Regions from separate parts of the Mus musculus genome. Here regions 2 and 3 are each linked to region 1. A link is a loop called in an ENCODE intact Hi-C map of the cell type or tissue named here. Cell type or tissue: heart. All regions are shown on one strand. Each heading gives the region's core, and the rest is flanking DNA. Links, peaks and the distances in the headings are about the cores only.

The links. Peaks named below come from ENCODE experiments on the same cell type or tissue, not always from the same donor. Only the 100,000 strongest peaks of a DNase experiment are listed, where the experiment ranks them.
Region 2: it touches region 1 in a loop (2.1-fold over the local background); 2 of 42 quality-filtered maps call a loop at or near these places.
Region 3: it touches region 1 in a loop (4-fold over the local background); 2 of 42 quality-filtered maps call a loop at or near these places.

The regions. Positions count from the first base shown.
Region 1 is chr2:79,979,514-79,987,513 of GRCm38, forward strand. All of the region lies in intron 2 of Pde1a (phosphodiesterase 1A, calmodulin-dependent), which reads right to left. Among named protein-coding and RNA genes, the nearest start is that of Pde1a, 150 kb to the right of the region's middle. In heart, for the core only: no CTCF peak of the experiment used is centred there; a DNase peak (open chromatin) is centred at 3,978; H3K27ac peaks cover 805 bases.
Region 2 is chr2:80,035,069-80,043,068 of GRCm38, forward strand. All of the region lies in intron 2 of Pde1a (phosphodiesterase 1A, calmodulin-dependent), which reads right to left. Among named protein-coding and RNA genes, the nearest start is that of Pde1a, 90 kb to the right of the region's middle. In heart, for the core only: no CTCF peak of the experiment used is centred there; a DNase peak (open chromatin) is centred at 3,883; H3K4me3 peaks cover 398 bases.
Region 3 is chr2:80,257,519-80,268,363 of GRCm38, forward strand. No RefSeq gene overlaps it. Among named protein-coding and RNA genes, the nearest start is that of Gm36153, 29 kb to the right of the region's middle. In heart, for the core only: no CTCF peak of the experiment used is centred there; no DNase peak of the experiment used is centred there; H3K27me3 peaks cover 813 bases.

The sequences.
Region 1 (8,000 bases), core at 1-8,000:
CATCCACTGAAGTTCACATTAAGAGAATCAGATTTTGCTTTACAATGAAGAGAAAAATCAAAGGGATTTTTTCCTACAACATTGAACTGTTTTCCACTTTGCAACTCAAGTGTAGAATGAATAATGGAAGTCCACACATCTTAAGTTACAACTTGGTGGGTTTTTTGTTGTTGGTTTTTTTTTTTTAGAAAAATTATTGTCCCTAGATCTAAGAGAAAGAGAATATTGTCAGAACTCAATTTTCATTTGGTCCTCTGGACATGGCTGTACTCCTCCATGTCCCTATACAACAGTAACCATCATTCTTTTTTTAATTTTTTATTAGATATTTTCTTCATTTGTATTTCAAATGCTATCCCAAAAGTTCCCTATATCCTCCCCCCTGCTCCCCTACCCACCCACTTCCACTTCTTGGCCTTGGCATTCCCCTGTACTGGGGCATATAAAGTTTGCAATACCAAGGGGCCTCTCTTCCCAATGATGGCCGACTAGGCCATCTTCTACTACAGAGACACGAGCTCTGGGGGTACTGATTAGTTCATATTGTTGTTCCACCTATAGGTTTGCAGACCCCTTCAGCTCCTTGGGTACTTTCTCTAGTTCCTCCATTGGGGGCCCTGTGTTCCATCCTATAGACAACTGTGAGCATCCACTTCTGTGTTTGCCAGGCACTGGCATAGTCTCACATGAGACAGCTCTATCAGAGTCATGTCAGCAAAATATTGCTGGCGTACGCAATAGTGTCTCCGTTTGGTGGCTGACTATGGGATGGATCACCAGGTGGGGCAGTCTCTGGATGGTCCATCCTTTCGTCTCAGCTCCAAATTTTGTCTCTGTAACTCCTTCCATGGGTATTTTGTTCGCTATTCTAAGGAGGAATAAAGTATCCACACATTGGTCTTCCTTCTTCTTGATTTTCTTGTGTTTTGCAAATTGTATCTTGGATATTCTAAGTTTCTGGGATAGCCATCATTCTTAAACAGCATAGAAACAAACTCAATAAATCAAGCTTTGCCTATTTTTTTAATTGTTTTGGCTGAAATTATGCTGTATGTCCCCTTGGGTATTTTAGTTCTGCACTCATCATTATCCTTGAGAGATGTTTTTTCAGTTGCTGGTAGATGCAATTTGTTCTCACATTTTTCAGGGCACTTGAATGATTCTAAGAGCTATGGAAGGTAGTGTTTCCACAGAACATCATCTCCTATATCTTTAGATGATTTTTTTTATAATAAACGATTCCAAAGAAGTTACTTACTGAAAATTGTTGTTGATAATTTATAGAAAGTGCTTATGTATAGCCTTTATTTTCTAGGTATTATGCTTTCACTTCAGAAAAAGTAGAAGTGAAGTGATTGTTCACAAGGATGTCTGTATGAAGGGCCTGATGCATAATTCACAAGAAATGATACAAAGAGAAAATATCAAGGCTTCATTATTTCTTCTATTGACAATTTTATATAAAATACAATTACATTTAAATAAAGGAAACAACAAAAATCACAATTATTAGATAGAATCTTTATCTCTTCAGTTGGGTGTGCTGTTTCACTTATATGTGTCTTATGGGCATGTACAGTGTGTGTATGTGTGTGTGTGTTCATCTATGCACACATGTATGTATGTGTAAGAATGCAGGTGTATATGTGTACCATGACATACATCAGAGGACAACATTAAGTCTTTGTCCTGGCACTGTCTGACCAAGACAGTTACTGGCACACCCCAGCCTGAAGCCTCATGTGCTTACCATTCGGCTATTTTTCAAAGCACCCAGAGAATGTGGACGTCCCTTTCCTCCTACACATGTTCCCCCAAGGATACAATGCACTGTCCTCCCAACCTGCTAAAGGTAGCAGTGGTTACTAGCCAGGGCAGACAGAGGAGATGGGGAAGAGAGGCCAAATCTGAGCCACATGAAGGTGCAGCGAAGTATGCCTAGAGTCAAGGTCTTCGTCCATATGCCATGTCCCACTGAAAGTTGTGTCACTTATAATGTAAGGAAGGATTCAAGGATAAATTTCAGATTTACATTAAAATGCAAACAACATGGTTTTAAATCAAAGTGAGTCACCTTTAACCCAAATGACTACATAATTTACAGACTCATGAAGCCACCTCCAGGTTCACAAAGGCCACTGATAACATGCTTTTGTACAAGAGAATGTAAATATTCTACATATAGAACCCCCCAGATGTTTATATGTGTAAATGTGAATACAAAATACTAATACTAATACTAATGTGAATACAAAATCATTCCAGAAGAGAACACATTTAAAATACGCTGTCTAGAAAAAATGCGATGATAATAATAGGGGGGGGGGGGGAACCTCATGGCTTGACCAGAAAGAGAACAGAAGAGGAACATTGTCAGAAAAGCAGGCTGAAAAACAGCAACAACCTGCCAGAGCCAGAGGTCAAGGTCAGGTGGCTCAGCTGAGACAGGCTGGGGCAGGAAATTTCCAGGAGTCTTGGAAGTCAAGCATGTCCAGAGACAGAAAACAGCCCATGCTTGTGAACTGAAGTCTGTCTGTCAGAGATCTGGCAGGGCAGATATCCACATGTAAAGGCAGTGAGCTGCCACACCAAGAGATGGTCATGCATAGTCTGCTTCCAGTAGGGTTTCTGACTCCGGGTAGATGCAGTTAAACCACAGTTTCTAACTACTACTGCCCAGCTTGGAGCTACGTTAGCAAATCCTGCCACTGTCTGGGAAGATGTTCTAAGGTCCTGTGGTTATCAACTAAAGCAAAGAAAGGCATGGGAGAAACAGACCTCATAGGGTTGTGAACAACAGGAACACTCACCATGAGGCCAGACCACCTTTGAGAAGGCATAACAAAATGGGCATGCAGACTCTGAGAGGGTGATTATAGTGGTCTGCTTAGATTCTTTATGTAATTTGTGGTGTGGAGATAACTGGAAGGCATCAAAGCAGAGACTAGATAGATAGTGCCCCCTCTGAGCCAGCTCTTAGGACAGCACTCACTGAAACTCACCACCATCTTTACAAACCTGCTTGATCACTGGCCTTTAGGTCCTTCTTTCTATACTCAGACTCCTGAATGTTCTCAACTCAAGAAATGTCACAGGTCTTCACAACTGTACAACCTGCATAGCTTCTCTTTATCTAGCAAAATATGTAAATTTGGAGCTGGCTTCTGCAGGATACCCATTTTGCATTTTCTTGATTCAGTGGTATGGCCAGGAGGCACAGTAAATGACAGGCTGCATTCTTCTTGGGCTATCATTTTTTTTCTTGTTGTGGTGGAATTGCCGAGAGGTACAGCGAATGACAAGAGGGTATTCTTCATAGGATAATTTGAAGAGAAATACATTTAAAATAGGTAGAATCTGACTCTCATAAGTCCTAAACATAACTTCACTAAGCTCTGACATCGAGCAGATGACGAGGGTGAGCTAATTCTGCAAACTCCCTGCTTTCAGGGTGACCAGAGTTTTCCTAATGTCATCTCAATTACCATCTTTTGAGGAGATGTTTTCTTGTTGGCTTGGATCTGTAGGTTTTCCTGAGGCTGGTTATTGTCAGTTATGTCAAGGTCTCAGTCTTAACTCAGTCTGACCTGAAGCTCACGGTGATCTAGCCACAGCTGACTAAATGCTGGATCATAGAAGTGAGCCACCGTGCCCAGCAAGAATTACCATCTTCATAATGCTTATTAACTCAGCTAATGAATCATCGAATGCATCCGCATTGCTTATAGTAAGGGCCGTCTGCCCTTTAGATGAATGTATTAATGACTTAGGAAGTTGGCAGGCCTTGGCCACTATTGGCAGCTGTTGTTAGGACTGGATTATTTAGCTTGAGTGGGGGAAAACTCAGCACCAGGGTTTAAGAACTAAAGAAAACACTGACTGATGAAAGCTCCCTACAGGGTGATATCAGAGGAAAGTCCTATCTCAGCTTGGGGGGAGCATTCCCATGTCTGTCACATATGAGTCATTTCCTTGGAGGCTTTTAGAAGCCAGCCTCGGGACGTCAACTTTCCGTTGTAATCGGTCACAGCCATTGGCTCTGCTCCTCAGAGTGAAGTGACGGCCATGACTATCGCTCCTTCTCTGCAGACCGGAAAGACTTTAATGAACTGTATAAAATTACTGCTTCAAGCACCGAGACTGAACTCATAAAATACTAATGTAGAATTCAAGTGAGATACCCAAGTAATTTAACTTTACATTTAATTCTCAGAGAAAATTAGAGGGAGAAAGGAAAGAAAGACATAAACAGGAATACAATAAAAATACAACTATCAAGAAAAAAAAGCAGATTCAATTTACTGTAAAGTTACATTCAATTTACTGTAAAGTAGCATTTTGTTTGTGTAAGGAAAAAAATGTTATTTTTCTTTTTAATTGTGTGGGTGTCCTACCCAGTTGCCAGCTGGCCTAAGAAGCTGCTGCAAGGAGTCCACACAAGATGTGGCAGAAAGCATTTATTTTAGATAAGGTTTTGTAAGCAAAACGCAGCTGTTACATTCAGTTAAGTAGGGAAAGCATTTTATCTACAGTGGGGGACACACCATTAGCCGATTCAGCTATTAAAGCAAGGACTTTAAAATCATTTACGAAAGTTAGCAGCTTGACTTTGTGCATTGCATACACGAGGTATGAATACCTGAACAGTGCATTTTACTGGGGCTGGGCCCAAGAGTTTCAGTGTGATAACTACAAAATAGGACTTGTTAACATAGAAACATGTGAATATATATATGGAGAGAGATTTATAAAACTATATATATATATATAACCTAGGGGGAATGTTATATAATACTCAGTTGTGTGCTACAGAAAATCCTATAACAAAATATCAAGATGGGTTAGCATAGCAAGCAAAGAAAATTTCCTAAAAAGTTATCAGCATGCAGTTATCATTCTCTACATCAATTGAGAGAGGCGAAAGTTCCAGCATACTGGCCACACAGCAACCCCCACCCCACCCCCCCAGGATCCTCCAGTCTCCTCGCCAGTGCTGGGGTTATGGGCACCTAATCTTGAGCCTGGCTTTTTATGTGAGTGCTGGAGATATGAACTCAAGTCCTCATACTTATTTGGCAAGCACTTTATAACTGAGCCATCTCCACAGACTCCTGTCTTCTAAATGTAATGAGTTATTTAATTACTTAGACTTCCAACATTTATGGACGTTAGGAGCCTGTGGTGGTTTGAATGAAATTGTCTCCCATAGACTTATAGGGAGTGACATCATTAGAGGTGTGGCCTTGTTGAAGTAGGTGTGACCTTATTGGAAGAAGTGTGTGTGTGTGCTTTGGGGGGGGGGGGGGGTTGAGGTTTAAGAAGTTCAGGCCAGGCCTAGTGTCACTCTTTCTTCCTGATGCCTGCAGATCCAGATGTAGAACTCTCAGATCCTCTCCAGTTTTGCTGGTACTTGGCCAGCCCCAATTCAATGTTTTCCTTCTTAAGATTTGCCATGGTCATCTTAAGTGATCATAGTATCTCTTCACCGCAATAGAAACTCTTACTAAGACAAAGTCTATATGCATGTGAAAACTGCAAAATTCTTTGGTTTAAAAGACAAATTATGAAATATCCTTATGGAATGCACATGTGAGCATGTTTACTGACTGCTTTTCATCTGGATTCACATTCTGGAATTTTTCATTTCTCAGTTGACATACAGAATAACAAATGCATGCTGATAACATCTCACAAATTTTTCTCTGCTTGATATACTAACATATCTTGATATTTGGCTATAGGATTTTCTGTAGAACACAAATGGAGTATTAAGATAATGTCACTTCATCCTCTGTGAACATTTAATTACCAGTGGGACCCTTCAGATTTTGCTTCTTCCTGTTTATTCTGTATACATTGTCAATGTGTACAGAATATGACAATGTGTAAATATCTACAATTATGGTACATGTCGCTTCGAAACCAAGGACATATTCTGAGCCTATGGAGTATATAACACCACATCATGGTAAAGGGGCAATAAGCCTAGATTATTCACGATATTGTTATAGTTTTTCTCTCTAGTAGTTGCAGTCCAAGTCAGGCTTTGTATTAAATCATCTATAGGTTACCAGTCAATCATTAAAAGTTAAAGATAGATATTTGTAATTTGGGGGGGGGTGGCTAGGTTTTAGAATAGATTGAAAATGAAGGCTAGCATCATTGTTACAGGGAGTATCCTGAATTAACAAGTTATCACTTGTTATAACTGTTAAAAAAAAAAAAAGCCCGCTAATCAAGAGTCAATTGCCTAGCAAGATTTTTTAGGGAACGGAAAATTAATGCAGTTTTTGAACACAAAGAAATTATAAGTGAAGAGATTTTTAGATAACATTCAAATATTAGCACCGAATATTACCTTGAACACCATTTCAAAATGAAAACTGGAATCTTAGTAGTTGCAGAGAGACAGCTTAGTAGCTACAAGTGCAAGTACTCTTGCAGAAAACTGTAGCTTGGCTCCAGCATTCACATCTGGACTCACATCTGGACTCACATCTAGGGGTTCACAATGGCCTCTATCTCCAGGTGTATGGAATCTGACACCACCTTCTGATACCCAAGGGCACTCCCAAGCTCATGCTTCCACACATACAAGCAGATTCACACACAGGATAAGAACAAAATAAAATTTAAAAACTAAAAAGCCTGGAATCTTAGTCCACACTTGTTCCTTTGATTTGTAAGTGACCTGCTCCTGTGTGGGTGGAACACTGGGACATTTCCTAATAATACAGACTCCAGCACTGTGCCTTCAACCCACCAAGGTAAGCTGATTGATCTCACATTGTTAATAAGCCTCCAGAAACCACCAGCTCCGCCAACATACATCTGAAGTGTTAAGTCAGTTTGCAGATTAGATTCTTGACTTTACTCTTCCCTAGATAAAAATAAGTACTCAAATTAATTTGAAAAGAAAAAGAATAAGTTGAGGTCTTTTGTTTTATTTATATTTTTATGATTTTGTTTTTAAGAGAATAAAATATATCCAGTAAATAATAGTAGAATAGTACTAGAAAATAGTAAATAAATTATGCAATTTCAACATTTTCTCTTCCAAACAGCTACTGTGTTTAAAATAGTTCATTGGTTTGTATAGTTTGCTTAATTTCTGTTTGTGAGTTTTTGCAACATTTTTATGATAAAGTACAAAGTTTTTTCAAGGTTTTGTTTCAAGTGTATGTGTTTGGGGTGTGGGAGGGGTTGTTGGAGAGGGGTGTGCCCATGAGTGCATGTCTGTGGAGGTCAGAAGAGGTTGTCAGTCTCTGGGAGCTGGTGTTACAGGTCATTGTGAGCTTCCCAGCATAGGTGCTGGAAACAAAACTCAGGTCTTCTGTAAGAGAAGCCCATGCTTGTAGTTACCCGTTTCTCCAGCCCCAGGAACTGTATTTTAACTCGTTAATATTTAATATTCATCAATTCTTCCCATAAACACAAGAAAAGGAAATAAATACAGTGCACATGTGTGATCAAACTCATGACAATGTCATCAGTTCCTGAGTCACGTTAAAAACAAATATGTCTGTTCTGATGTTTACAAGTTAGAAACCCTCCCCAGTTATGACTAAAGAGAATTTTGGTTACTAGCCTTTGCTTATACCGCAGAGTGGAAAATGAATTTAAGTACTCACATATGTGTTCAAATGTCAAGTAGTTATAAAGCTATGCCAAATGGTTGCCATTTTAAAGCAATATTTTAATCTTATTTGTGAATAGATGGGACTCATCTCTGCACATTTTATGTGGTTATTATTCTAGGTAAAGCTTGTTCTGCCTCAACACACCTCTGAATTTTACATACACAAAAGCCATTGCTATCAAGATTCCATTTCCAAAGCATCTTATTCTCACAAGTAAGTTCATGGTAATTTACATTCTTTCATTTTTATTATTATTATCATGTATGTGCATGCGTAATATGCATGTTTAAGTGTGTGTACCACAGAGCACATGTGAAGGTCAAATGAAAGCTGTCTGGAGTCATTTCTCCCTTCTTCCTT
Region 2 (8,000 bases), core at 1-8,000, 56 kb after region 1:
CTTTCATGTGATTATACTAAATTTTGTAATATAAAAACATAAATTGGCAGTTCTCAATAAGATGATAAACAAGGAAGAGACAGAAATGTCAGTTATCAGACCCCAGAGAAAATTTCCTTTGCTGATACAGAAAGGGAACTTTAAAGGCCTACAGTCATGTGTGTGTAGAATGTCTCTCTGCCTAATGGTTGGGTTACCTCTTGGATTTTAATGACCCCTGTACCTTTCTTCTGTAAATACTGAGGGGCACAGACTTGTGTTGTTGACTGGGAGCACACAAATATCTGTTTTGTGATGTTATTTCCTTCCTGAAAAAAATTATCATATCTTATTTCCTCTGGAAGTAAAGATTTGTCTTTTCTCTGCATATGCTTACGTTGTAAAGACACCCCAAGAACCATGCTGTATGTTCAAGGAAACATTATTTTCAAATGCTCAGGGCTCATCCCAAAGATCTACACACTATTCATGAACAAGATGATACGAATTCTGCCTTGGCCACTAGAGAAGTTTTGCTTTTGTTCCTTGGCTCACATAGTGTGGAGATGTATATAAGTATTTATTCTCATTCCAAGGATGACCATTGTAAGAATGATTTGATAGACTTACTATGAGAAATACTTCGAGAATTCTCATTGTATAATATCTGTACATTCTTAGAAACAGGATTTAAGTTATGTCAGACTCTTCTTAATCCAGCCATGGGATGTCAGAGTATACTGTGCATTATTCCAGAACCTTTTTTTCCTATTTAATGAACAGTTTTTACTTTCTTAAATCTATAATAATTATGCTGATGTTAAAAATTGACTTTAACTGTCTCAAGAAAAAGAATTTTAAACTAATTTTGCATCTTTTCTCTAAGATCATATAATTTATCCCCAATATGTCTCCCCAGGGTACTATTCCCCCCTGTTGTGTTCTCCCATTTGAGTGTTATGCTCACATATACATGATAATATCTCTAACGAACTCAAAGTCTGCCAGAGAAGTACAGGTCAGCTGGATTGGAACCACAAGTTATTCAGGAGAAGCCATCCTACATAAAGAAATTTGGAATTTTAGAATGAAAGTTCCATACCTTACCTATCTTGCTAAACTTTTAATGAATTATTTATAAGCAGCTAGGATATCACATTCATGGAAGTTCTTTTAAATTTATGTGGTCCTAATGGCACATATGAAACAGATCCCCTTACCAAGTGGACTAATCACCAGAGGCAAAGCCCTTGAGGAGTGCAGAAACAGGCAGAAATACACCGAGGTAGAAACATCTGCAACAGTTCTCTAAGAAGAAAAGCTAGGCCTGGAAAAAAAATGTTCCAATGTGAGACTCAGAATATACACGATGTCTAAGGGACAAGGTACCCAGAGAAGAACCGTAAGATAGGGCAAATTACTGAAGACTGGAGTTTGCCTCAATTGCCAGCTTGCCTAAAACTACAAATAGCTTTGAGGAAGCCGGTACCCAAGTGCTCTAAGGAAGTATGGCTAACTACACTAAACTGTCATGTTCCTCTCTCAGCTCTTCACCATGCATAGTAACAGTAATGGCAGTGCCCACGGGCCTGTTGATCTCATGCTACATCTAACCTTGATCCCTTTCCTTCACTTTCTGGAAACAACTGCCTAAGCGAAAGTACAACCTCTTGGTACTAATCAGGAGGCTTCACCCAGATCACCAGGAACACGAAGAAAATATCTAAATTCACCATGTTTTATTCTAATTATTATGGCACAAAAGAAAAATCTTACTTTTAACAAAGAGCCAGTGCTCTGTATTTAAACATTGTAGCTATAGATAGGGTGAAGCCCACCAGCAAGGAGCACATAACTGAGCCTGACCACATAACATACAAGGAGGCTTTGGCCCCAGGGCATCTGCCTCCATCCCCCAAACTCCCACATGGGATTAATACACAGAAAAGATGGCCAGGTGGCTCTGCCTCTGTCCAACACACCTTGCCTTCTGAACAAAAAGTAGATTCCAGTTTGTACAGCTCCTGTAACTACTATGAACTTGAGAGAAAGTAGAAAATAATATATTAATATATTATTGTATAAATTATTTAATTATATAGGGTTGGAAGACCACTGAGGTGAATATGCATTTTGAGGATAATTTTGGATTTATGAACAGTTGCAATTATAGCAGTTGCTTTGCAGTATTTACAGCTACACATTTAAGTAGATATAAATTATACCTAAGTCCATATTGGATTTAAGTGTAATTTACCTTCAAAATGTTTTAAAACAGATTTATATTGTAACTGTGTCATGCATTACCAAGGTATTCTATTTCTTTTAATGAGACTGTAAAAAAAAAATCTACTTAGTGCATAAAATGCACAGACTTTATGTAATTTCACTCTTTAAGATCCACTCATATTCAGGATGAAATAATAATAAGGCCTGTTCTATAGATTTCTATTATTCTGAATTTAACCCTAGATCAAAAACTAGTGGCTACAGCTTGAAGTTAGCATCTGCTATTGTTAACACTTACTATTTTCTGTATCCTTACAATATTTTCAAAGAAGATAATAAGAAGTTGATGGTTAAGTCCTTTGTCTTAAAAGCAGAAATTATGTGTTCATTTTCCACCTATTTAAAAACCATTTATTCTCAAAGTTGAATTCTAAAGTATGTAACAGATAACTAAACAATCCAGCTAAAATAATTAGAAATCAGTGCTGCCCCAGAGAATAAGCATTCACACGCACACGCGCGCACACGCACACACACAGACACACAGACACACACACACACACACACACACACACACACACACACACACCAAATAAACTTTAGCCGAACTTATTACACTATGCCCATATTTTCCTGGTTACACATTCTATATGCTACACAGTCCTCCTCTTTGACCCACTCCTGCCTAACTGCTTGCCTAATATTCCCAAAGGATCTAGAAGAGATACACTCCAGCACAGTAGCTATCAAATTCAAATTTATCTCAGAGCACATTATTTGAGAAAGACATAGCGTTTATAGCGCAGAAACCCTGCCCTTGAGTATAATCAGTTCAAAGAACCAAGCACAGTATTTGCCAATTAGTAGAGTGTGCAGCGGCACTGAGCAACAGGGAGAGATTGCACAACGTTTCAAAAGTTTTTCCAGTGCTATGTTACTCATGTGCTTGAGCAGCTAAATATGTTTTTAAAGCATATTTTGAAGAATTGATAAAGAGTTTATGTATCGAGCTTCAGGGAGCAGAAAATAAAAGGATTTCTTCAGTGTGCATGAAGTTAAACTCCAGGCACCCTTTGCTGCTCTGCTGCTGTTTAGTGCCACATTCCTCTGGGTTGAAGATGAAGGAGAGAGACCATTGTGGCTGACAGCCCCGGAGCCACCTGGGATGCAACAAGACTTACCGAAAGATGGGTCTTTGGAGGTGTTTCTTCCTGATTGTGACATACTCATCCATTTAAAGATGAAGATTTAACTTCTTCCTGGAAAGCGCTCCAGAAATCCGGGGGGAGAGAATGTGGAAGTTATTGTGCAGCAAGGATCCCAGAAGGAAAAAGTAGTTTCCTCTTTCTCTTTTTGGGTGCTGGGAGAAAACTTCCCTGTTCTCTGCCAGCTGGGCAGTGTGTCCATAGAGGCCACATAAGACAGGCACGTTGGGGCACTCCCCCACCGAGTAGGGTGTGCAAAACCCACCAAGAGTCACGTTGATACAGACAAGGGAAACACACAGGACCCTCAGAAGCAGAAGAAAACAAACAGAAACCTTCCTAGCCCAATCGACACCCAGGTAGGAGCTCCCACTAAGTTATTGCAGCCATGAGAGCTCTCCCTCCATGTGCTGGACAAGCCGGCAAGGCTAAGTCCCTCCCTGTCTTTAAAACAGCCTGTTCTGAGGCTCAACTTTTTTTTCTTCAAAATAAAAGTTGTACAGCTGGCTAAGCAGTCCCAAGTGAGTGCCTTCTACAAGTCGGTTCTGTTAAAGTAAGAACTGTGTATGAATTACTGAGGAATGACGGGCTGAAGTTACACAGCTGGTTTGCTTCAAGAGATTACAATTATTTTACAATGTTGCTTTCACACTGGATGAAGTGTGGGGACAAGACATCGTTTTTTTTGGACACTCACAACCTAATAATCTACACTCAGGCAGAGGTTGAAGATGCCATGTCAACTGATAGAAGTCCCTGTGTGTTGGCCAGAGCCCAGAAGTTAGCAAAACAAGCATTGCTCAAGTGTATTAGTGAAAATGTACCCAGACGCTGCTGTCCTGAAATGCAGCTTTATAACTATGAAAATAACACTACCAAAGAGAGAACAAGACACAAACACATCTACATACAAATAAACAAACAGGTAAATAAATAAACCCAAATAGTCGGGTGCATAATATTTTATAGTATGTGGGATTTTAAATTTTATAACAAGAGAGAAAACAAACAAGTGGAAAAGAAAACCATGAACCAATTTGTGAGCATTATTTCATTAGAACCTGAGGCGTTAACTCTGTGAACAGAAGCCCAAGTTACAGAGAGCAGAAATTCTAGTTCTTCAAGGTAAATTATTTTGAAAACTTTCTTGAATTGTTATTTAAGCTCCTGGTGGCCCAGGACGAGGTCATTAAATTTCAGAACCAAGGTTTAGTATGTAATTAAACGAGCCATCTAAGAGCATGATTATAATGTTTTAAAAGTGCATGCCATAAAGGGAAAGGTAGAGAGTAGCCATGGTTTTGGTTGAATGATCCATACAAAAGCCGAATCTAAGGTCTCAAAGGTAGGGAGCTATTTGCAGTCATGCGCAAACACTTCAGAGAAATAAGACCACCTTCTTCTTTCTGTCACCAAAGGGAGATGAGACTTATAAGAACTACTGATTTCATCAAGAAGTTCTAATCCATGCCAGGAAGTAAAAATCAGGCTGAGAGAGCAATGGACCAAAGATAAAATAAGTGTGTGCGATCAACCCGTCTTGTAGTGACTCTGGGGCAAATGTCTTGCCAGTCTGGACTCCAGTGTCATTTCTTGTAAAATGAAGTTATAATGTTAATCGAATTCTGTAGTTTCTTTTGAGATTTTTGTTCTTATTTTCTTTCTGTAAACAAACTGTCATAGAAATTATGATGCCTATACAACTCCACATGAAAAGATTATATATATATATATATATATATATATATATATATATATGGATATTTTGTTTGCATTGTCCCCTTTCTGGTTCTCCTCTGCAAGCCCCCTATCCCATCCCCCACCCCTGCCTCTATTATGGTTCTCCACCCACCCACCCACCCTCTCCCACCTCCCTTCCCTATGCTGGAGCATCGATCCTTCACAGGACCAAGGGCCTTCCCTCCCATTGGTGCCAGATAATTATATATTCATAATATATTCATGCACATATACTGATAGAGAAGCATCAAAATCAGTGTGTCCATCCTCATCAAAAGCACACAATCATGAACTCACATGACTTCTTACATGGCAATAAGTTAAGTATGGAGACCATTCAAACTCAAACCCACAGGCAAACCTCTCCAATGCACACTCTACTATAACCATATGCCTTGGTTTTCTTTGTCACATACGAAAGTACATAAACAATAACACACTTTTGACGTTTCCCTGGAGGGACTTTTGCATTTGTAGTGGCATTCTGTCTCCACAGTAATGGTTTATACTATTATATCTCCTAAGTCCATCTACCTTTCCAATAGAAGTGAGTCGTGTGTGGTGGCTCAGCAGTAAAGAGAACGTACTGCCTTTCCAGGGGAGTTTCTTAGCAGTACCCACAGCCATTTCGAGCTCCAGGTTCTGGGAACCTAGTGCTCTAGTGTGGCCTCTACAGGCATTCACACTCTGGGCACATACATATATGTACCCACGAATGCATGGATAACACCCACACACATACAAATAGAAAATAAACCTTTCTGGGCGGTGGTGGCGCATGCCTTTAATCCCAGCACTTGGGAGGCAGAGACAGGCGGATTTCTGAGTTCGAGGCCAGCCTGATCTACAACGTGAGTTCCAGGACAGCCAAGACTATACAGAGAAACCCTGTCTCAAAAAAAAAACAAAAAAAAAAAAGAAAGAAAGAAAATAAACCTTTTAATATAATGTGAGATGATTTTTTTTCATGACCATAATGAAAACAACTCAACATAGTGGCAGTTAACATTAAGCTGAGTTTCTTCTAAATCCACATTATTATTTACCTCAAACTCAAGACTCAGTCATCAGCCGGAGAACTTAAAGGTTGTTCACACAGATCACAGAAAAGCCAATGTAACTTTAATTGTATTCAATTTACATTTTTAAAATTTAAATGACTAAGGGAGTCCGGATAGACTTGCATTTATGTTAAGCACATCATTTGAGCCCAATATTCATCTCAACAAAAGCAATGAGAATATGCCTGTAAACTAAACATTCTCTTAAAACAGAGAAAAATGCAACTTTTTATTTATACATTGTGTGTGTGTGTGTGTACATGCATGTTCACATGCCTGTACACATTCATGGCCAAGAACACGTATGGAAGTCAGAGAATAAATTGCAGTGATTCTCTGCTCCTACCATATACGTCCTGGAGACTAAACTCAGGTCATTAAGCTAGGCAGCATGCTTCTCCTCCGCAAGCTGAATCATCTCAATGGGTCCCAAAGCATATGATTTCATTTATTCTTTCCAGAGAATATTTAAATTTGATTTGGGGAAGAGAAGTGGCCTTTTTCTAGCAATCAAGTTTAATGTAGCATCCAGTAAGATGAAAAGCATTCATTGTTAAGTAAATTACAAAAGTCTATCACTTTTATTAACACAACCATCTACACAAAATAGTAAAAGCTGTGATACAAATAACCAGGCCAAATCTCTTATAAAATAGGCTGAATACAATTTATTAAGATTTTAAATAGGGCCAAGGTCAGAAATAGTATTTGTTTTTCCTAATGTGGTAAATTAAATGCAGCTTGCTTTGCTTAGCATTTTAAATTATACATCCACACATATACGTGTATATAGACATATATATATATATATATATATATATATATATATATATATATACACCACATATCCTTATATATGCTTATGTATATACTCACACTTTTTCATATATGTGTGCATACAGATGCATACTGATGCATGCACCCAACTTGACGCAGCATGATTAGAGGTCGTCATAGTCGGTGAAAAGGGAGGACATCTGTCTTAATTATTGTGTTTACTGAAACACATGGATCCACCTTTGTGATAGTCCCAGCCAGAAGCACCCTGAAAGCATCATGGTGTATTCTCTTAATCACTATGGAAACCAAGTAAACAGTTTGCTCTCTGTGATGCTGAAGTCCCAGACATGCAATGTTAGAAGGCCACTGGATACTCAGCTACCCACCCAAACAATGGAAAATTAATTTATCTGCAAATGGTCACTTTATCTGCATTAAGCCTGGGAAGAAGTGTGTGCTGTTATTTCATTAAACAGATTTTAATGGAATATAACATCACAAGTTACATATTTCAGGAAGTGTGAAGGAACAAATGGAAAAGAAGGACCAAAGGGCACTTTAGCTTGTGTTACTGTATTCAGACGTTGGCTTAAAGAACTCTGCACCTTTAAGTTTTGCTGCCCCACTTTCCACCAAGTCTAAAGGTATGAGGGCTTCAGTTAAGTCATTTCCTACCTTTCATTTTGCTTGATATATTGAACATGAAAGGTGAGATACACAGTGGCACTCTCCTGGAAAATCACCTAGATCTGGAACAGAAGCCCCAAAACAGAAAAGGAAAATAGGGATGCCGTGCTAGCACTAGCATATCTTTTACTTGTCATATCTACAGACTTTGCAACAGTCATGGGGACCATCCCATGGTCAATTACATCCTGAGTGAAATGGCAGAGGGCCACTTCTTCCTGATGCGCTAGCCTGGTCTCTGCTCCTCTGCCACTGAGTAGAACTCACCTCAGGGAATGAGCGGAATCACTGACAAAAAACACAGATCTCACCAATGCTC
Region 3 (10,845 bases), core at 1,497-9,496, 280 kb after region 1:
CATTATGAACTAACCAGTACCCCTGAGCTCTTGACTCTAGCTGCATATGTATCAAAAGATGGCCTAGTCGGCCATCACTGGAAAGAGAGGCCCATTGGACACGCAGACTTTGTGTGCCCCGGTACAGGGGAACGCCAGGGCCAAAGGGGGGGAGTGGGTGGGTAGGGGAGTGGGGGTGGGTGGGTAAGGGGGACTTTTGGTATAGCATTGGAAATGTAAATGAGCTAAATACCTAATAAAAAATGGAAAAAAAAAAATAAACTTGCCATATCAACTATAAAAAAAAAAAAAAAAAAAAAAAAAAAAAAAGGTTTTCTAGGGGACTGGAGAGATGGCTCAGTGACTAGGAGCACTGTCTGCTCTTTCAGAGGTCCTGAGTTCAATTCCCAGCAACCACATGGTAGTTCACAACCATCTTAATGAGATCTCATCCCCTCTTCTGGTGTGTCTGAAGATAGCAATAGTGTACTCACATACATACAATATATAAATTTTTTTAAAAATGTTTTTCTAGGAAATGCACACTATTACAAATGTGTAAGTTCACAAACTTAGAATGTGGTTCCCTGTGCTTAAAAGCAAGGCTCTCTTCAAAGATTTGTCTGCTTATATTGGGAAATTTTGACTCTGTTGAAGATCCTGTGTCTTCTCCACTTTATTTGGCTTTTTGTGGTAGTATGTGAAGTCTTATCACTTTAGTTAAGTGAGTGATCTTTCTGCACTGACTATGGGTTTCTTTGATGGAGAGTTCTGAACCTTTGATGCTTTTGAAAGGTTTTCACAAATCAAACTCTAGACTAGATCTTCTGCCTTTGGACTTACTTTTGGTGCATCCAGAAGACTTTTAGAAACAATCTAACAAGACAAACCAGTTAAGCTAATGTACTGTTTACACAGAATGTTTTTGCAAACAGAAAAGGAATAAAAGATCTTTGTAACTACAGCTCTCTCCCTCCTACGTATTCTTCTGAGACATGCAAATGCGAATATGTCAGCTTCCTCTAAGACAAAGTGCTTGATCACAGATCTGTAATACCCTGATAGAAAGAAAAATTTAAAAAATTCAGAAGAAGGCATATTTAAACCCTGCTGTGAGGAAACCTCCAAGCTGCCTGTAGCTCATTTTCAAACAGTGGCCTTTCATGGCCGATTAGATAGATACTGGAACTGACTGCACACTAAAGATGAACTAAGGACCCAGGTTTGAATTGGCCCAAAGCTAACAAAACCAGAAGGTAAATAGCAATGAATGTTGTGTATTCCATCCTGACCAACAAACCTAGAAGGCAAGCAGCTGACAGGGCTGATTATCCCTACCTTAGATACAAGCTGTGTTCTAGGCAACACATAGTAGCTCTTAGCCGACTGGGCTAAACCACTGAATGTCATAGTTCAATATTTCCCCAAGAGATGCTTATGTCTTATTCTGGACTGAAGAGTTTCATATTCAAGGAAATTCATAGAACAGACTCTGACAAATACTAGACTTTTGTAATTTGGGAATCCTGTCATTGAGTAGAGTAGAATTCTATCAGAGACACTGGCTGTTCTTGAACACATCATGAGGGACAGGAATTGATGGATAACAAGGAAATGTTTTGACAGACTTTCACTCCATAACCCAGTTATGTAAGTAAGATTGTTGTGAAACAACAATTTAAGTGAAACAACTTAAATGCAGTTATAAACCAAATCTGACCCAAATCAGATGGCCCACAATGGCCCTTGTAAAGAGACCATATTACAAACTTGAGTTGGGAAAGGAATTTAATATTAAACTAGGACTCATGGGGGCATGAGCACATATATGGTCTGTCCTGAGTCTTTAAACTTCTATTTCTAAAAGTCTTTTTACACCAATCATCATGGAGAAAAAAGGACAATACCAAATATGGGAATTTAACTTTCTTAATTTCTCTGGCTGTTACTTCAGTGAAAGCCTCAAAATCTCAAAACTTGATCCTATATCTTGTAACATGAGGCCCCTTTTGGGTTCCTAGAACTGTACACAGTTTAGGGATCTTAGAGTACTTACTTAGTTAGTGATTCAATTGCTGTGAAGAGATACCATGACCAAGGCAACTTCTATAAAAAACAGCATTGAATTGGGGCTAGCTTACAGTGCCAGGGGTTCAATCAATTATTAACATGGTGGGAAGTATAGCAGTTTGCAGGCAGATATGGTGCTGGAGGAGCCAAGAGTTCTACATCTTGATCCTAAGACAACTAGGAGAAAACTGGCATCAGCAGGCAGTCGGAAAGAGGCTCTCTCTTCCACACTGAGTGGAGCTTGAACAAAGGATCTCAAAGCCCATCCCCACAATGACATACATCCTCCAACAAGGCATCTACTCCAATATTGCCACACCTCCAAATAGTGCCGCTCCCTGGACCAAGCATATTCAAACGACCACATTCCCCTCCCTGGTCCCCGTAGGTTTGTTCAAACTCATGAGTCTATGGTTCAATACCTAGCCATAGCATAATGCAAAACACATTTAGTCTAACTTCAAAACTCCCATAGTCTATAACAGTCTCAACAATGTTAAAAGTCTAATGTCTCTTCTGAGATCCATGCAATCTCTTAACTGTAATCCCTATAAAATCAAAATAAAAAAGCAGAGCACATACTTCTGACATATGGTACAGTATGTATATATTACCATTCCAAAAAGCTGTAGTGAAAAAATACTAGACCAAGGCAAGACCCAAAAAATAGCTGGGCAAACTCCAAACTCTATCTCCATGGCTGATGTCCAACTCCTTTCAGCTTTGATAATGGCAACACATTTCTTTCTCTTGAAATGGTTCCATTCCCTGTTAGCAGCTTTCCTCAGCAGATATCCCATGGCTCTGGGAACTCTAATATCTTGGAGTCTCCAAGGCAACTTCAACTTCACAGCTTCTTGTTCCAATGTCTGGGATTTCCCCTTCTCCCCCTGCCCCCAAAGTGCTTGAATCACTTCTCCAGCTCTTCCCTCTGTAGCACTCTAGGTTCTGGTTGACTCCACTCCACTGCTGCTGTTTTTGTTGGTCATCCAATGGTATTGGCAGCTCCAATATGCAGGAGTCTTCTGCTCCAACTAGGCTTCACTAATAGCTTCTCATAGACTCCCTTCATGGTATCAAGCCTCAACATCTTGCCATGATCTCTTTAGTCCTAGGTTGTAAACTACAATTGATGCTGTACCTTTACCAGTGGTCTTTCCTGGCCTTTCACAGTGCCAAGCCTCAGCAGCCCTCCAGACCCCCTTCCTGCCTTCAAAGCCAGTACCATCTGGATGATTCCTACATATTACCATGTCCAGCTTCAGCATAAGGTACAAACTTGGTTATCCCTGGAACACAGCTTCTTTGTGCTTTCAGAAAACACTTCCCAGAAGATTTCACTTCAGTGATGCTGGTCTCTTCTTAATCACCACTAATTTCTTACCTCCAGCTAACCAGCATCAGTTGTTCCAGAAACCCCTTCTACTTGACTCTAAAGCCAAAGCCACATGGCCAAAGCTGCTGAGTTCTGCTGCTTGCTAGAGCTGGAACATGGCCCCTCTTGTACTATTACAACATCACCAGCTTTCTCTTTTCCAACTCTTTCACTGCCTAAGCTTGGCTGTCCTAGAACTTGCTCTGTAGACTGACCTTGAACTCAGAGATCTACATGGTTCTGTCTCCTGAATGCTGGGATTAAAGGTATATGCCACCATGCCTGGACCTAAGCCTTTCTTTACCTGGACATTGCTCTTTACCAGGCTGGCCTTGAACTCAGAGATCTGCTTTCATGGGTCTCCTGGGATTAAAGTTGTATATCACCATGCCTGTACCTAAGGTTTTCATGGCCACTATGCCTCAAGAAGCCTGTGTATTCCAGCCTCAAGATCTGGACCATACATGTGTCCTCTATTTATGGACTGTAGTTCATTCCAGAGATAGCCAAGTTGACAACCAATAATAGCCATCACAATCCATCCCTTGTCAATCTAACATATAATCATATTTCTGTATGTCCAAATGAAAACAATAACCACATCATAATATCACCTAACATAACTATCCCTGTTCAACTGTAAACACATAAACAATAAAATCATCTGGGTAGGATCTTGCCCTGAGATCACCATTCCCTTAATCTGTTATATCTCCTTGGACATAGGATTAAGCCCCATTTGTATATCCTGGTGCCCCTTTAATATTTGAACCATACATTTTTTTCCTTTCTCAGATTGTTATGCTTGATCACAGGATAAAGTCTAAACTAAGCTTTTTTGAGACTTCCTTTGTTAATGCAATTAACCGAAATCTCTTTACCTTAGCTTCAGGTAGACTCTTCAGACAAGGGCAAAAGGCAGCCACATTCGTCACCAAAATGTCACTAAAACAGTCTCTAGGCCATATACTAACGTTTTTCTTTGAAACCTCTTGAGCCAGTCCCCCAGAGTTCAAATTACTCTCAACACCAATGTCTTCCATATTCTTACTATCATGGTCCATTAAGCTGAATTTATAGCATTCTACTGCTTTCCAAATCAAAAGTTCCAAAATCCACATTCCTCCAAACAAAGTATAGTCAGGGCCAATACCCCAGTCCATGGTACCAACTTCTATCTTAATTAGGGTTTTCAGTGTTGGGAAGAGACACCATGACGAAGGACAACATTTAATTGGGGCTAGATTAGAAGTTTCAGATGTTCAGTCCGTTATCATCATGGTAGGAAGCATGGCCACCTGAAGTCATGGTGCTGGATGGCCAGGAGTTGTACATCTTGATCCTAGGGCATCCAGGAGGAAACTGTCTTCATCAGGAAGCTAGGAGGAGGCTCTCTCTTCCACACTGGGCAGAGCTTGAGCATAGGACCTCAAAGCCCACCTCAACAGTGACACACATCCTCCAACATGGCCACATCTACTCCAACTTGCTCACACTTCCAAATAAGTGCCACTCCATGGACTAAGCATATTCAACCCAACTCTCTATACACTGGGGAAAAGTTTACCTCACATGTATATGACCCAAGATGAAATATCACAGCTCCACCCGCCATCCTGAGGCTCTTCCCGCTCCTGACTTGTCTTTGCTTACATGGCCTTCTGGGCTACTTACTGGGCTAATGTGGCCAGTCTTCTAGACACTCTTCTCCATCTATTATGAATTAGAATCTGTGGGATGTTAGTTCAGAGGCTGTACAGCAAGTGGTTTTGGCAGTTAAGAATACTTTTGTTGCATGAAATAAAGACGTTGGGCAATGAAGATTCTCCATTACAAGAAACAAAAATGATTATCAGTCATCATTTAATCATTCCATTTTAATGGACTTATTTTCTGCAGGCCTTGACTGGGAAACAATTTGGGAATGCCAAATTGTTACTGTTCTCTTCCTAAGAGATGCAATAGCAGCCCTCCTGGTGCTATCTTCTCAGGCTTAAATGTCTGCATGCAGCCATCTGCTAAATGGTCTCTCATTGTGTAGAATGACAAGAACTGAAATGTGTGGACATAAGGGTGCTATAAATTATGAATGGCTTTTTGAATTATATCTAATATCATGGTTACCATGGCTACTTACAGTGACACAGATGCCAAGAGTTTGGTCAAACTCTAACTTAAGAGGGTAACCCAAGGGGAAGAATTGTTACAGGAAATACTTTTAAATGCACCATCCCATGCACCCAGCTACTCTCTGTTGGTTCTCTGCTGTGGATTCTGCTCACATTCGCAGCTATCCAACCCCTGTGGTCAGCGGGCCCAAACCCCAGTAACCCGGTAAAATCAAAACTCAAGAGGCTTGGAATTTATAAGTCAGATTCCTATCAGTAAATTCTCACCCCACAAAATGTCCACACAATTTACTCAGAGCAAATTAATATTGATATAAATTGTCCACCTAGATAAGACAAATTTTCCTGTAATTATCCATCCCTCATATGATATTCATAGCTACCTATAGCCACATGGAATCTGGATCATCTTTCTCTTCCTCCATCTTCTTTCCTTCCCCTCTTCTCTCTTCCTGTCCCTGTCCCAGAAACTCTTAGCTCCGGCTCCCTTTTCCCTGTCCAATCACAGACTTCTTGTTGTATTAATACTTAAATTAATTGGGGGAAATTCTGCTACAAAGAATGATTAAATAAAAATTTTTGAAGAGGTATGCATTAAGACGAGGTACCTGTGCTGGGCCCACCGTACCAAATCAATAGAGTTTTATCCCTGTAACTGTACTTCAGTTGTCACTCAAGGCACTGCAGATAATTACCTAATGAAAAACAACTACCTAAGCTGTAGCCAATGACTAATAAATTAGCTACAGCCAATCAAGTTGCTCTGTGTCTTGATCCTCTTATCATGTTCCATTGCTGGTTGTAGCTCTCTGAATCTGTCTTGCTCCTACATTGCCTGTTTTATTAATCATATTTTGTTTCCCTCAAATACTGCTCAGTGTAACTGATCTGGGGAATTCTCCATTTGACACAGTTCCATATGGTAAACAAGTCTAGCAAAATTCTATCAGAAGGTAACATTACAACACTACATGTGTTTGTTTTGCGCCCTCCAGGATGTGCTATATGCTTTGGAATGGTCTCCTAAACCAGGGAGGCTCTGATTGATTTTCTGGGGTTCCTAAGGCTTCATCTTTCATCTGGGATTTAATCTCTCTGAGGGACAAAACCTGCTTCAGAGAACTGTGCTGATGGCTAGTGTGTGTGTGTGTGCGCGCGCGTGTGCGTGTGCGTGTGTGTGTGTGTGTGTGCGTGTGTGCGTGTGCGTGTGTGTGTGCGCGCGCGTGTGTGTGTGCGCACGCGTGTGTGTGCGTGTGTGTGTGCGTGTGTGTGCGTGTGTGTGCGCGCGTGTGCGTGTGCGTGTGTGTGCACGCGTGTGTGTGTGCGTGTGTGTGTGTGCACGCGTGTGTGTGTGTGCGTGTGCGTGTGTGTGTGTGTGTGTGTGTGCGTGTGCGTGTGTGTGCGTGTGCGTGTGTGTGTGTGTGTGTGTGTATGCTGTAATTTTTTTTTGCTCTGATAAAATTATTTCTTTGGGGGCATTTTTAAATAAAACTATTACATCATAAAATCATCACAGTACTTTCTTCTTCCCAAGTTTCCTCATCTGTACAAAGCCAGGGTTGTGATGGACATTTCCCAGTCAGAACTTTACAGATATTCTGGAGACCGAGGTACACTTAATTTTTTTTGTCAAATCAAAGTCCTCTATTAGTAAAAAGCTCATCAGATGTTCAACTAGTAGAACAATATTTACCAAAATCATTATGCTACAGACAAGACAAAGACTGAGGTATCTAAAGCAAACTACAAGTTAGTCTCTTAGACCTCATTATTAGAAGACATTCAATATGTAATGAAAAAGATGAATTGTTGAAGTCCAATGTGTAATGAAAGTGATGAATATGCCAAGTGCAACATATTTAGCATCCGTAGCATGAAAGGACATGAGAGGGGCAGTTCTGCCGGCTTCTTACTCCATAGGTAAGCGGAATGCTTTTAGTAGTTTTCCCTACGGAGGCAAATTACCATAAATGTTAAAAGCAAACTATAGGAAAGAACTTGCCTGAAGTAAATTTTCTTCCTCTAAGTATGCTGAAATGGTGATTCATATCTTCCCTCTTTAGAAAACAAAATGTTATGTTTTGGTTGAAAATAAAGTTCTGTTAGACGCTGTGGGGATATAAAATATAAATAAGAGAGTATAATGGCAAAAGAAAACTTCAGCCACTCTTCTTCGCAGTTGACAAGAATATCGTTTCGGTTCATCACCAGTGAGCAAAATCACCTGCAAAGAAGAGCCTCCTGTCACCAAAAGTTCCGTGTTTGACTGAGTCCTCAACACCGACAGTGCTGGGCAAACAAGATGGCTCAACAGATAATGGTGATTGCAGCCAAGCCTAATGACCCGAGTTCGATCCCTGAGACTCACATTGTAGATGGATCAAACTGACTTCTGCAAGCTACCCCAAATAAATGAAAATAAATAAATGCAATAAGGTTTATTTTAACTGGCAGTAACTACAAAATGTTATGAGAAAAAATATTTAGCTAGTAGACATCCTGTTAATAAGACTGGACCCCGAGTAGCTCATCACAGAGAAAGTGGGTTCTGCCTGTGCTACCAGAGGATTCGGATTCTTATCATGAACTGTGGGTAACACAAAAAAATTGGCACTTTGATTTCTTTGCAGATTTGGGTTTGGGTTTCAGTGTTTTGTGTTTATAAGTTGACCATACCGCAGAGACTGACTGAATTAGCACTGTAAACTCACCCAGCTAAAGATCAGCGATATCAGATCTGCCAGAACGATTCTGCTCCATGAATTTTTTAAAGGCAGCAGCCGTGTGAGATGAGCCTTGCTCTTACTGGCTTTACCAGGGTGTTGCACCCCCAGACAAGGTACCATAGTGAGATGGCATCCTACCCAGATGGATGCCTGGCTCTTAACAGCAGGATTTGTCTCTGGTCTCTTCTCAGTATAGTATGGTGAGATTAGGTGGCACATCTTCCCAGAGCATCGCATTACTTGGCACCTGTAACCATCTGCAATCTGTCATAGTTCCTGTGAGGTCCTTACAAACGTGTCTTGCTTTTACAATGTGCCCAAGACTTACAGAAGTCAACTTGTCTTCTACTGAGATAGATTTGTAGCTCTGCAGAGATGGAACAAGAGCACTTGGAGAAAGACATGCCATCTTGTTTTCTGAAAAGACTAGAAAAAAAAATTAAGTCCAGTATCATGGTACCACTTAAAATACGGACACCATGAAGAATAAGTCATACTAGGTGGAAAGAGCTCTAGAATCATCTCTTCCAGGTTGCATTAAAGACATGTGTAGACCAAGCAGCTTTTCAATGTCAGTTATGCAGGAAGCTAATTAACTATCAAAACCACTCTAGTCTGTCGTTGACAACAGAAGTTAAGCAGAAGAGGAAGAAGGGGGGAGGAGTCCCAATTCATCTAGTGAGAAAAAATAATAAAGGACCAAAATACCTACTGAGTATGTGCAGGTGAAGTTCACTCACTTCTGAGAGAGACTGCTCTAAGAAACTGAGTTTCTGTCTGGGGCAATTGTTTGAAGACCTTCAACTCTCAACCCAGACCTATTTTTTAAAAACCTTGCAATTGGCAGGGTATGTGTGTATAATAAACACTGTGTGGTTCTAGCGGACTAAATGCCATACTATGTTTTTAAAAAAGCATCCAGTTATAGGCTAAAAAGACGCCAATGTGTGTTTCTCGTGACATTCTGAGCTCAGGGAGTAGTGACCCTCTTTCTAATAAGGAAATCCAGTTCCTGGAGTCAGATGACAAGCCCTGATTTAGATAAACCGAACGAAAACTCTGAAGACGCATAATGCGCGGCAAAAGTGCTATATAAATGTAAGGACTATTGCTACAGAATAAAGGATGTGATGCAAAAGTTGGCAGCAGAGGAAGGCCTTACAGATAGATGGGTAAACACAGCAAGGAGGGTGCAGAAAGGAAGATTCGTGAACCGTAGGAGGCAGGTGATGGCATAGCCCCCTCTGCTGGCTTAAACGTTCATCTGCAACTACCGTCTTCATGGAAGGAGAAAAGCAGAACTTGAGCTGTTTGAGGAATTGAGTACTTGGCCGACTAGACTCAAACCGAAATCTAACGTTGTTACCGGTGATGGTACATACAAGGACACTTCGTATCCTTTGGTCAGCTTCCGCAGTTGAGCCTATAGCCAAGAACACAATCCTAGCTGTAAAGAGTGACGCAATGCAGGGATTACAGGGTTGGGGGGGGGGGGGCGGGGGCGGGAGGGTTTGTTTGTTTGCTTGCTTGTTTGTTTCAATAAACCAAACCCACGGGACAACGCTCATTCAATCACAAAATAATGTTCACGAAAGGTATTTGCTGCCTAGATTTTACAAATTAACCTAGATTTTAATACATAGACAATAGATAATGCTGCTAGTTACGAAGCCGGGCAGTGGTGGCACACACCTTTAATCCCAGTACTTGAGAAGCAGGAGTAGGTGGGTCTCTGAGTTCAAGGCCAGGCTGGTCTACAGAGTGAGTTCTAGGACAACCAGAGCTACACAGAGAAACCCTGTCTCGAAAACAAAAACAAACAAACAAACAAATAAATATAGTAAAGCTGCTTGCTCTGAGACAATAGGGAAATTTTTTTAATTAGTGTTGAGACTGCAATAACTGAAGTGACATAGACTTCAGATCTTAAAAACCTGATAAACAAAATTGGTCTCTGTGCTAAATGAAATTCCATCTCATTGGAGTCTTCTCTCCCTCCACCGATGGTCCAAGGAGAAAAGGGCTCAGAAATAAGTGTTGGAATGTGTTCATTAACATCACACTCCGAAATGTCAAATTCAGCACCGAGGGATATTAGATTAACACATGCTAGATCCAAAAACATTTTGGGGCCTCCCCTGTGGATTTAATGTACATGGGCACAGGGGAGGGGTAGATTGCCTGAATCAGTACTCTGATAATCACCCACCTCCATCCCAATATTACACAGCATTGATAACAAAATATAATCAAGTAAAATGGCATTACATGTAACTCTAACTCCTTAAATCAGGTGAGCCTTCGTGAGACTTTAATTGTGTCTTAGTCATTAAAGAACGTAAATCGTCCCTACTGAAAATTTTAAACTAGAGCATAGAAGTCCTACTGAGCCCAGTGCTATTTACATGCTGGGTGAAAATTCTAATTTTCCTGAAACCTACATATCTTCATCTACCTTCCTTGCTCTAGAAGACTTTGGCTATCTCCTGAATCACAGTAGAGGTAGAGCGCCCTCTAGTGTCTCATTTATATTATTATGCCAAAATAGAAAGTCTCATTTCTAGCT